Regions from separate parts of the Homo sapiens genome. Here region 1 is linked to region 2. Evidence: chromatin loops called from intact Hi-C (ENCODE). Cell type or tissue: dorsolateral prefrontal cortex. All regions are shown on one strand. Links, peaks and the distances in the headings refer to the core of each region. The heading gives the core; the rest is flanking DNA. Region 1 has its middle 57 kb from the start of SNORD137. Region 2 holds the start of SNORD137 (small nucleolar RNA, C/D box 137).

What was found. Peaks named below come from ENCODE experiments on the same cell type or tissue, not always from the same donor. Only the 100,000 strongest peaks of a DNase experiment are listed, where the experiment ranks them.
Region 1: a loop joins it to region 2, with 3.0 times the contacts of the local background. A loop is called at or near these places in 5 of 110 quality-filtered maps.

The regions. Positions count from the first base shown.
Region 1 is chr9:12,913,190-12,918,579 of GRCh38, forward strand. No RefSeq gene overlaps it. Among named protein-coding and RNA genes, the nearest start is that of SNORD137, 57 kb to the right of the region's middle. In dorsolateral prefrontal cortex, for the core only: a CTCF peak has its summit at 3,148; a DNase peak (open chromatin) is centred at 3,072.
Region 2 is chr9:12,970,171-12,975,560 of GRCh38, forward strand. SNORD137 (small nucleolar RNA, C/D box 137) reads right to left here and starts at 2,463; the gene lies at 2,385-2,463. It also overlaps the pseudogene PRDX1P1. In dorsolateral prefrontal cortex, for the core only: CTCF peaks have their summits at 2,447 (motif pointing left) and 2,669; a DNase peak (open chromatin) is centred at 2,721; H3K4me3 peaks cover 553 bases; H3K27ac peaks cover 627 bases.

The DNA.
Region 1 (5,390 bases), core at 115-5,114, 57 kb before region 2:
AGTTTTCTGATTTTAAGGTTTCATGTGATTGAGATAGGCCCATGTGGATAAATTCCCCTTCTTAAGGCCAACACAAGTGATTTCTGTTTAGGTGACAGCTTTCTTATTGGAAGGATCAGTTGGTGATCTTTCTGGACAACTGTTTTCTTAAGTCTTTTGCAATGTTTTGGGCTCTTTCTGTGTGTGTGTGTGTGTGTGTGTGTGTGTGTGTGTGTCTGTGTACTCAACAACTTAACCAAGTGTTTTATTTCCTTATGCCCTGGGTTTTTATACTTTTGCTAGAGTTTGGCTTTTAGTTTGCTTTTGGTTGCCTCAATCAGTAACATTTTAATCTTGCCAAGAAGAGCTTTTGTCCAGGGGCCCACCCCATCCTAATCTACAGAGCCCTGCTTTGTTGTTGTTTGTTTCTTTGGCCTTGCTCCCCTCCAGGACTGATGCATCCTCAGGGCCAACGAGATGTGCCCCCTACCACAGAGCTCAGGATTACCCTTCCAAAGCATACTCTTGACACCTACAATCCCCAAAACCCTTGCCTACATGGCTCCAAGCCCAATTCCAGATTCTCTCCCCAGGACTAGCCATTCAAGGGCCAACCATGCTCCCACTACCTAAAAGATGTTTCCTAGAAGTCTAGACAGAGTTTGAATATCGTTGCTGGGGTATTCACACATGTGGAAATAAAGCCCTTCTCTATCAGTGTCAGAGTGAGAGTAACAATGTAAGAGGGAGGGCTGGGAGGTGGAAGCCAGCATGTAGAAATTCTAAATCCAATCCATGATTTCCAGAACTCCGTGAAATATGGATAAAACATACGTTGAGGTTGTTAGCTTCACCTATACTTTCTAAACATTTAAACCAATGGTATATTGCCCTTCATTTGCACTTTTCCTTCAGACCTGACAAATGTTACGGAGCAGGCCTAAACCCCCTAGACCTGGGAGTATAACCTATGTCCAGGTTCCAGGACTATAGGTAGTAATTGGCCTGATTTTTTATGTTCCTTTTTTTTTTTCAGAGTCCCAGACGGGAACCAATTCCTTGTCACTTTCTTGCTCTAACAATAAGAGATTTTTCTATTTTCCTTTCAGTAAGGGGCATCATTCCAGTGCCCACCTTTATGCGGGAGACTTAGTTATACCTCTCTACTTCCTATACGCCCAAGATATGAATTCTGCCTCCAGGTGAAATTAAATTATTTTTCTAGTTTGTAGAGGCTATATCCATGACCATTATCCCTGGAACCACCATAGCATCATATTACAAGCTTATAACTAGAGCCCTAGGTTCCTACTTACATCTGGCACCTGGGAAATTATCTTTTTTATTTAATGTCATCTATGTGTCCATAGCAGGAAAAGGGTCTCCATTATCTTATTTCACTGTGCAAAAGGCATGAATCCTCCATCTTTACAATAATATGAATAAATCTATTAAGTACAACATGCATACTATAGGCCAAAAGATAAAGATGTCATACAAAAAATGGAAAATAACTGAAATTTTAAAATTCAAGGATGGGCCAGACACATTGGCTCATGCCTGTAATCCCAGAAATTTGGGATGCCAAGGTGAGTGGATCACTGAGGTCAGGAGTTCAAGACCAGCCTGGCCAAAATAGTGAAACCCCGTCTTTACTAAAAAATACAAAAATTAGCCAGGCTTGGTGGTATATGCCTGGATTCTCAGCTACTTACAACGCTGAGGCACAAGAATCGCGTGAACCCAGGAGGCAGAGACTGCTGTGAGCCGAGATCGCACCACTGCACTCCAGCCTGGGTGACAGAGCAAGACTCTGTCTCAAAAAACAAAACAAAACAAAAAAACATAAAATAAAATTACAAGATGGAAAATCTGTTTACTAGTGAATTTTCTCTAGAAAGAGAGAAAAGCCTTGGTCTCTCTAATGCAAGGAAATGGCATATTTCTCCCAGGTTGAATAAAAAGCAGGAATAACACTCAAGGATTCCTCCCTTGTACGGACAGAGGTCTTGGAATAACACACAAATAGCTATTTGACATCTGGACATGACTACCTCAAAGACACTTCATTCTCCATTTGTTTGCAACCTACTCACGGCCTTTTCTCCCAAATCTGTTTGTATTTCAAGGTTCCCTATTCCCATTCCCACTATTTATTCAGTTACACAAATCAAATCTACTGTTCTCCATAATTCCTCTGCCTTCCCTTCCCTCATATCAAATTCATTGCCAAGTACTCTCTAATTTACCAAACAAATTCCTCTGCAAATACATCTGTTTTTCTCCATCTCCACTCCCACTCTCCTAGTCCACATTACTATACTATGTTGTCTGAGTTACTAAAATGGCATAATCCTAAATGGCTTCCCCATGTCTACTCATGTTTCCCTCCAAAATTTTTTCCACCCTGTAGCTAGAGGGAAGTTCTAAAATTCGTAACTGATCATCTTATACACACATGCACATGTGTGTGCACATCTATACACACTGCTTAAAACATTTCACAGTAGCCTTCTACTGTTCTGAGGATTAAAAAGCAACATCCTTAACACAGCTGCCAAGGCCTTGCAAACTCTGTTTCTGTCTGCCTCTCAGGTTTTCAGGTCCTTGGTCATATGGACGTACTTATATTTCTGCAAACGTGCCAGGTTTCCACCTTCCATAGAACTTTTACACATGCTACTGCCTGTCCTGGGAAGGTTTTCTCCCCACTCTATTTCTAACTAATTCTTAGTCCTCCTTCACATAGCAGTCCATTAGTCACTTTAAAAAATCATTTTTAAGTTAAATTTATTTTTGACAGAAACATCAGAAGACTAGCAGATACGGAAAACCAGCATCGCTCACCACAAACTATGAAAGTAAATACCTAACTCTTACAGTAAGTTCTGTCCATCTGAGGGTCACCTGAATCCATCCTGTGTACCTCCACGGTACCATGTGGGGAGACAGTACTGATTGGAAGTCAGGAGGCTCAGCTTCTGAAGATTTGTGTGTCCTTAGGAATGTCATTGAGAAACCCCTGGCTTCACTCAACTGTACAATGAGCTGGCTGACCTCTCTCTAAAGAGCCCTGCTGGCCCACTGATCTGATGAAAGCTCTCTTTGTTCTGCTGACTATTCACATTGTTCCTGGAAGAATTTGGCTCCAGATGAAGAGAGAGGGACACTGTGCCCAGACTCTAGGAATAGTGGTGAGGATTATTTTCTGGTGATTCCAAGAGCAGATGAGATTAGGGGTTCCTGCCATGAGTGTTTTAAAAGAATTCTGAATTATTAAGTGGGTCCTTTTCCCCATCATAATGTTTTGAAAAATGCCTCCCTCACTGCCTCCTTCATCAGTCACTTTTTAAGGAACACTTCCTCTGGACGCTTCATAACTATATCATATACACCCCTATTAAATGACCTTTTTACAGCTGAAATTTTGCATTTCATTATATGATTTTTTTTAAAATAAATATTTTCCTCTCCCAATAGTTTCTAAGCTTCTGAGACCGAGGAAGTACTTGTTTTTGCTAATTAATATATTTTAGAGTGCCAGGCACATTTGTAATTTGTTGAATAAATATGAATAAATGAACAATAATACATGAGCAAGTGAATAAATGAGTGCATGAATGAATGGTCTTCTCAAGTCATATGGTTTTGAGGAGTTAAATAGCTTTAACTTCTCCCTGAAAAAAGAAATGAGGCAGTCCTTGGTTTTGCTGAGAGACGTAAAGGCTATATTCCCAGCACATAAGTCACAACAGAGAACCCAGGCTTCTAGAGAACAGGGAAGCAAGATGGTAACATCCACATCCACACTGATGAGGATGACTGGCAGAAATGCCCATGCACGAGCAATAGCAGTGTGCTGTCTGTACCAGGGAGAAAATGTGCCTAATATTTGAATAGGATTTTTAGAGATTCATGTTCGTCAGGGATCAGGTGTATTTTTCTCAGTTGATGAGTCCCCAGGGTTCTGGAATTCCCGGGATTGCACTAGCAGAGACTTAGCCAAAGACTGCATTTGCTTCCTTACTACACTGACTGCTTATACAAAGGTATATACTATATCAGTTTCATTTATTGAGTTGCACTTCAGAGCAGTAATTTCCAAATTAGGGTCAAGAAAGAGTGAAAGTGAATAAAACAGATAGGAGAGGTGAGACAGATGAGACTCCAGGACCTTTGCTTCAAAGTAGTCACAGTCTCATCTGTTTTATATTTTGAACTTTTATAGTTTGGTGTGTATCACTTCCAACAAAATGTATGCTCCATGAGAGCATAAATTGTTGTCTGTTTTGTTCAGTGCTATTTTACCAACACATTAAACAGTATCTGGTGCATTAAAAACATTAAATACAGTTTTTATTGAACTAATAATCAGGGCTTTATTTAAGAAAAGATTTCGCTATTTCTTAATGTTAAGTGTTCTTAATAAAAGTACTTTTCAGAAAATGTGGATTACCACTTCTTGAAGCATTTGTCTTCATCATTTTCATCCACCAATTTTTACAGTAAAAATCTTTTGCTGAACTCTTGTTCAGCAATCTGTACTGAATTCTTGTTCAGTACAGCAAAATACATAAACAAAATTCATGTATCCTCTCTGTGTTTAGAATACCAATGTCCCTTGCTTTTAGTTCCATCTGTTTAAATTGCTAAAGAAAATCATCTCCTCCTGTAAGGTCTAAGATATTGTCTTCTTAAACGTGAGTTTTGACATTTCCTACTAACTTTTAGAGTTGAATAACGTTGGTGATTTGCTTTCTGATATTTGTTTGAGTGCCTACATAAAATAATTTCATCTGAATACAACAATATGCTTCTTGTGCTAACGTGAGTAAGGCGAGCATTTTAAGAAGGCTTCTATTTAATAAAATACATATGGAACACCAATTTCACTTAATCTCCAATTCAATTTTATTGCCTTCACAGAATGCTGCTAGATCTTCCAAATATTGCTATCAAAGCCAAAAAAAATTTCCAAAGTTGGCTCACTAAATCTTTTGGATACTTCTGTGTCAGAGGAAGAAAAGGTGGTTGCAAGTCTGCTCAATTTTTATTACACTGCTAGAGGTAATGGCAATATTTAATGGATACAAAGTATATTCTCCTTTCCACTTAATAACAGAATTAGAATTTGAGTGATTAGTGAGTTTCTAATTTATAAATACCCATGTTCCAGTTTTATTTTCTCTTAACATAAAATTTCCAAGCATATAAAAATATTAAATAGCATTGAATATGATACTATTTGCTGAAGCTTAAGTTGATGATCCTAGACTATCCTTCTAAAAACCAAGATGTATAATTGCCTTGGTCAAATACTTAATAAATTCAATCAAATCAATAAATGGGTACACAAAATTCACAATTCACAATGAGCCAATAACTTAAATTACTGAAATATGTCTGCATAA
Region 2 (5,390 bases), core at 56-5,055:
TAGCTAGAAAACCAAACAAATTAACAAAAATCTATTAGAACTTAAAAAATAATTTAGCAAGATAGCACAACAGAGCTTTCCAAATTTTAAAAATCTTCGATATATGACTACTTTTCATTTTCTCCTTTAAGGATGATCTCAAGGTATGGGGAGACTACAATAAGTTGCTGCTTGGCAACCCACACAAAAATTAGGAAACTGTAGTAGTTTCCTAGAGATGCTGTAACAGATTACCACAAACTTGATAACTTAAAACTCCAGGCATTTGTTGTCTCACAATTTTGAAGTCTAGAAGTTGGAAATCAAGGTATCAGCAGCTCCATGCTTTCTCTGAAGTCTCTAGGGAAGAATCCTTCCTTGCCTCTTCTACCTTCTGGTAGTTTCCAGCCATTCTTGGGCCTCCTTGGCTAAGTGCTGCATCACTCCAATTGCTGCTTTTGTCTTCACATGGCTTTCTTCTCTGTGTGTGTGTATCTTGGTGTCTCTCTTTATAAGGACACAAGTCACTGGATTTAGGACTGACCCCAGTCTAGTATGACTTCAACTTAATTACATCTGCAAAGACCCTATTTCCAAATATGGTCACATACACAGGTTGTGGGTGGATATGAATTTTGGTGGAACACTATTCAACTTGATACAAAAAATATCCCCACCTTGCTTCAATTCCATCTGTTTACACATATATCAAATCTCTTGCTTTTTGCATTTTGCCCCCAGTTTCCATCTAATCTCAACTCTCAATATGGCCAACTGTGTTTGTACTATTTACAATGGCATGGGCTGTGACTCCATGTCTGAATGGAAGTCCCATATTTACCAGGCTGGAAAAATGCAACTTTAAGAAAGAGAAGACCACTCTCATTCTTTTACCAGTGGGTTGTTCTTGTTTTGTTTTGTTTTGTTTTTCTCGTTTGACAGAGTCTTGCTCTGTTGTCCAGGCTAGAGTATAGTGTCACAATCTCAGCTCACCGCAACCTCTGCCTCCCAGGTTCAAGCGATTCTCCTGCCTCAGCATCCCAAGTAGCTGGGATTACAGGTGTGTGCCACCATGCCCAGTTAATTTTTGTATTTTTAGTATTTTTAATTTTTGAATTTTAGTAGGGGTTTCACCATGTTGGCCAGGCTGGTCTCGAACTCAGGTGAACCGCCCACTTTGGCCTCCCAAAGTGCTGGGATTACAGGTGTGAGCCACAGCACCTGGCCTACCAATGGGTCTTAATCCTTACTTAGGATCAGAATTACCTAGTGAAATTCTTAAGAACACAATTGCCTGGGCTCCCATCCTGTCCTCCCAGATTGATTCAATCAGACATAGGTGGAGCCCAAGCATTTGATTCCAATGTGTGGCCGAGTTGAAAGCTACCGCCTCGTACCTTTAACTGTATCCCCAATACACAGTGAACAGAATGATCATTTAGAAAATGTGGTCAATATGGATTCACAACAGCAAAAAAGTGCACAAATAATCAGCTAAGATTATAGGGCAGCATTGAACAAATCATTGATCTGTGACACACTATAGGGGTTGTGGATGTTAAGAAAAGGTAAGAACAAATGACAGCTTCAGTCCTAAGGAAGGTGTTTTCAATTAAGATGGAGTACAAGGGAGTAGAAAAGGAACAATACGGTCATGTTAATATGGCTGACTAATCAAACCTTTTATTTTCAGAATTTAAAAAAATAAAAAATGTTTGTTGCTAACTACATAGATAAATAGAAGAGTGCTTACCCTCTGGCAATTCAACCTAGTGAGGAAGCAGTTATGTAAAATAAAACAAAAATTAAAATGCAATATATTATATGAAAGGAACATGTAAGAATATACTACAATTTAAAATGTGCTCATCCTTTGACCCAGAAATCCCATCTAGGGAACTCTAGTCTAATAATATAGAGTTTTATGTTAGGATATTTGTAAAAGAATGTTTATGCACACATCATTATAGTAGGAAAAGAAAAGGAAAATAATAGAAAAAAAGAGATAAAACATACATGTCCACTAATAGAAGCAGGCTGAATAAATTATAAAACATTTGTTTACAGAAAGACTGAGGTATATACATGATACTTTGGTTTTAGAAAAGCAAGTTCCAACATAAAGCATACTGCATAACCATATTTTTGTAAAAAGAAAATAAAAAATCTCTACATGTTTTTAAAGTTATGTATTTATTTGTTGGAATAAAGACAGAAGAGTTTAAAACAAGTTACAAGCATTGAGTATACTGGAGAAATCTGATTGGAGGGAGTAAGAGTACAGTCCATTTACCATTTTTCGAGTATACTTATTTTGTTTTGCTTTTGACAACAGCATGTATTACATTTGTAATTTAAATATCTGATAAAATAATATAAGAAAATACATTATGATATTCTTTTATTTTTTTCTCAGTTCAAGTTTAATACAAACTACAAAAGATCAATGGGTTGATGCCCTCTACTGACACATCATACAAATCAGTGGCCTCCCCACAATACGACTCAGGCCATCCCTTCCAAAAGAAGAAAGGCTGGTCTCTCCACCCCCTGTAGGAAAGGCCTGCCTTGTAACACACCACAGTTCGGCTGAATCTGAAGTCTTGTATTTTACTCATGGAAAAAAAAAACCACAAAAGAGACTTTGTTCTCAGGGGTTCCCACTGCAGCCTGGCACTAAAACAGCCCAGCACTCACTCCTGCTTGGATAAATATTCTTTGCTCTTTTGGACATCAGTCTTGATAGTATCACTGCCAGGTTTCCAGCCAGCTGGGCACACTTCCCTATGTTTGTCAGTGAACTGGAAGGCCTGAACTAGTCTCAAAGTCTCATCCACAGAGCAGTCAACAGGGAGGTCATTTACAGTGATCTGCCGAAGAATACCCATATCATCAACGATAAAGAGGCCCCTGAATGAGATGCCTTCTTCAGCCTTTAAGATCCCATAATCCTGAGCAATGGTGCACTTCGGGTCTGAGGCCAAAGGAATGTTCCTGGGTCCCAGTCCTCCTTGTTTCTTAGGGGTGTGGATCCATGCCAGCTGACAGAAGTGAGAATCCACAGAAGCACCAATCACTTGGCAGTTGAATTTCTTAAATTCTTCTGTATCACTGAAAGCAATGTTCTCTGTGGGGCACACAAAAGTGAAGTCAAGCCGGTAAAAGAAGAATACAACATATTTCCTTTGTAGTCAGACAGGCTGATATCTTTAAACTGACTGTCTGGCATAATGGCTGTGGCTTTGAAGTTGGGGGCAGGGTGCCCAATTTTAGCGTTTCCTGAAGACATCTTCCTATCAGCAGTCCTGACACAAGCCTCTGAGAACAAACCACCAACACCAGGCAGGAAGAGGACGCTGTGATAGTTATTCTTAATGAAACATGAAAGCAATAATATTTTATGCTATATGACTTCCTATTTCAAATTAATTGGAACTGTTCTGTAGACACCAACAGAATCAAAAACTATTTTATATCAGTGTCAGCTCATAGAGACAGTAGATAATAGAAATATAAAGCACAATTTTTAAGGGAATTGCATATAAAAGGAGATGAGAACCAGGTCTGAAAACATTTTGTTTATTTTAGCAACTGGTGATTTTCATCCAAGATTGAAATTATATGGGTCTCATTGTTCTTTCTTCCAAAAGATAACGTTGCACCTGTCTTTTTATCATGACTAAACCACTAAATTTATCATTGGTGTGACCAAAATGCATTGATGAGTCAAACATGGGTGAGGTATTCAAAAGCCATAAGAGACTTGCACAATCATTCTAATAATCTTCCTTTTCCAGAAGCCTCAACCACCTCTTCAGCCCTGAGTGCCAGCAGTGGGCCAAAGAGTCTCTCTTGCCAGCATTAGGCTGAAGCAATGGAGTAGAGAGAACTCCAATTATTGTTCCATGATACAGGTTATTTATTCTTTTTGAGAGTCTGTCCCCCCAGAAAGTGCTTAATTGCATACCAATTAATATCTAACTGGCATTCTTCAAGGTGTGTCTATTTTATTAAAACATTTCAGTAACATAAATTACAATTGTCTATTCTTGCCTCTACATAATGGTGTTATATTTCATATCATTTTATAAGCTGATGTATTTACAGTGTTAAATTTGTAACAGCAAATTTTATTAATGTGGGGAAATACAGTTTAATTAATATACATTATTTCGTATACATTAGCATGACAATCATACCCCCTCAATGGAAATACATGAACACAGCCACAGCGCCCCCAGTTTTCAGACCCTCACGGGTTGATTTCTGTTGTTAGATGTTGCTGCTCTGTGTTCTCTATTGGACAGGTTCTTAAAAATCAGAAATGAAAAGTCCCACAATTAAAGCTAGGTTATATCACAATGTATTATTAAAAGACAGTGATCATTTTTTCTCTATAGTAATAATTTCTCAGTTTTTATTAGCCAAATTATATTGCCTTCTGAAAACTTCCAGAGAGTAAGCACAATAGAATATTTCTAGGAAAATGGGGAACTTTCATAAATACGGGCTTGGCTTCCAAGTTGAAGCCAAAGCCAATTTTATGAATTTAATTTTTGTTCTACAAGGTCATGAACTTACAGGAAAACCAAGGGCTAAATTTAAAGCAACATTGATCTTATATATGAATCTGGACGAAAACTATGCAAGGCAAGGCAGTTTATGCTGAATTAAGCTGTGTTTGCAAAATGTGATAAAAAGCACTGCCTATTTTGGAACCCATTTCAATGGGTGTGCACTCATGAGGGCTAAGTCAAATAAAAAAGTCTGCCCAAATTTATCTTGGGGTGAGGCTGTCAGATTTCACACAGCTTTCATTGCCAATAGCAAGCATTTCTCAGTCAGAGTGGACCATAAAGTTGCCATTTTTCAGAATTGAAGTTTACTCTTGAAGAAATTTAACATTAGAACAAAAAGCCAAATACCTATGTCTAAAACCAGCCCAAAGAATTAGCTGTTTCATATATACGATATATATATTACACACACATACATATGTACATGTATATGTTTATTTGTGTACGATAGAGATATATATTCTGTGTGTGTATATATATATGTGTGTATAAATATATAAAGAGTGAGAGAGCCAGAAAGAGATAGGCAAGAGGGAGATACACACACACACACACACACACACACACACACACACATCACTGGTTAATTATATTTGAAGACAATAAAAGGAAAAAAGTTTATAGTATTTTTTCTAGTAATATTGAGGACCAAGCCAGGCCTTTTCAGGTACATTATCTTATGAATCATACAACAATTATATGAAATAGCTATATCCTTTTATATAGCCTTTTTTTTTTTTTTAAATCGAAGACAGAGAATTTCAGGGACTTTCACAAGAAACACAGCAAAGCTGGGTTGTAAAATAAGGTACCACAACTCCAGATCCTTTCTTC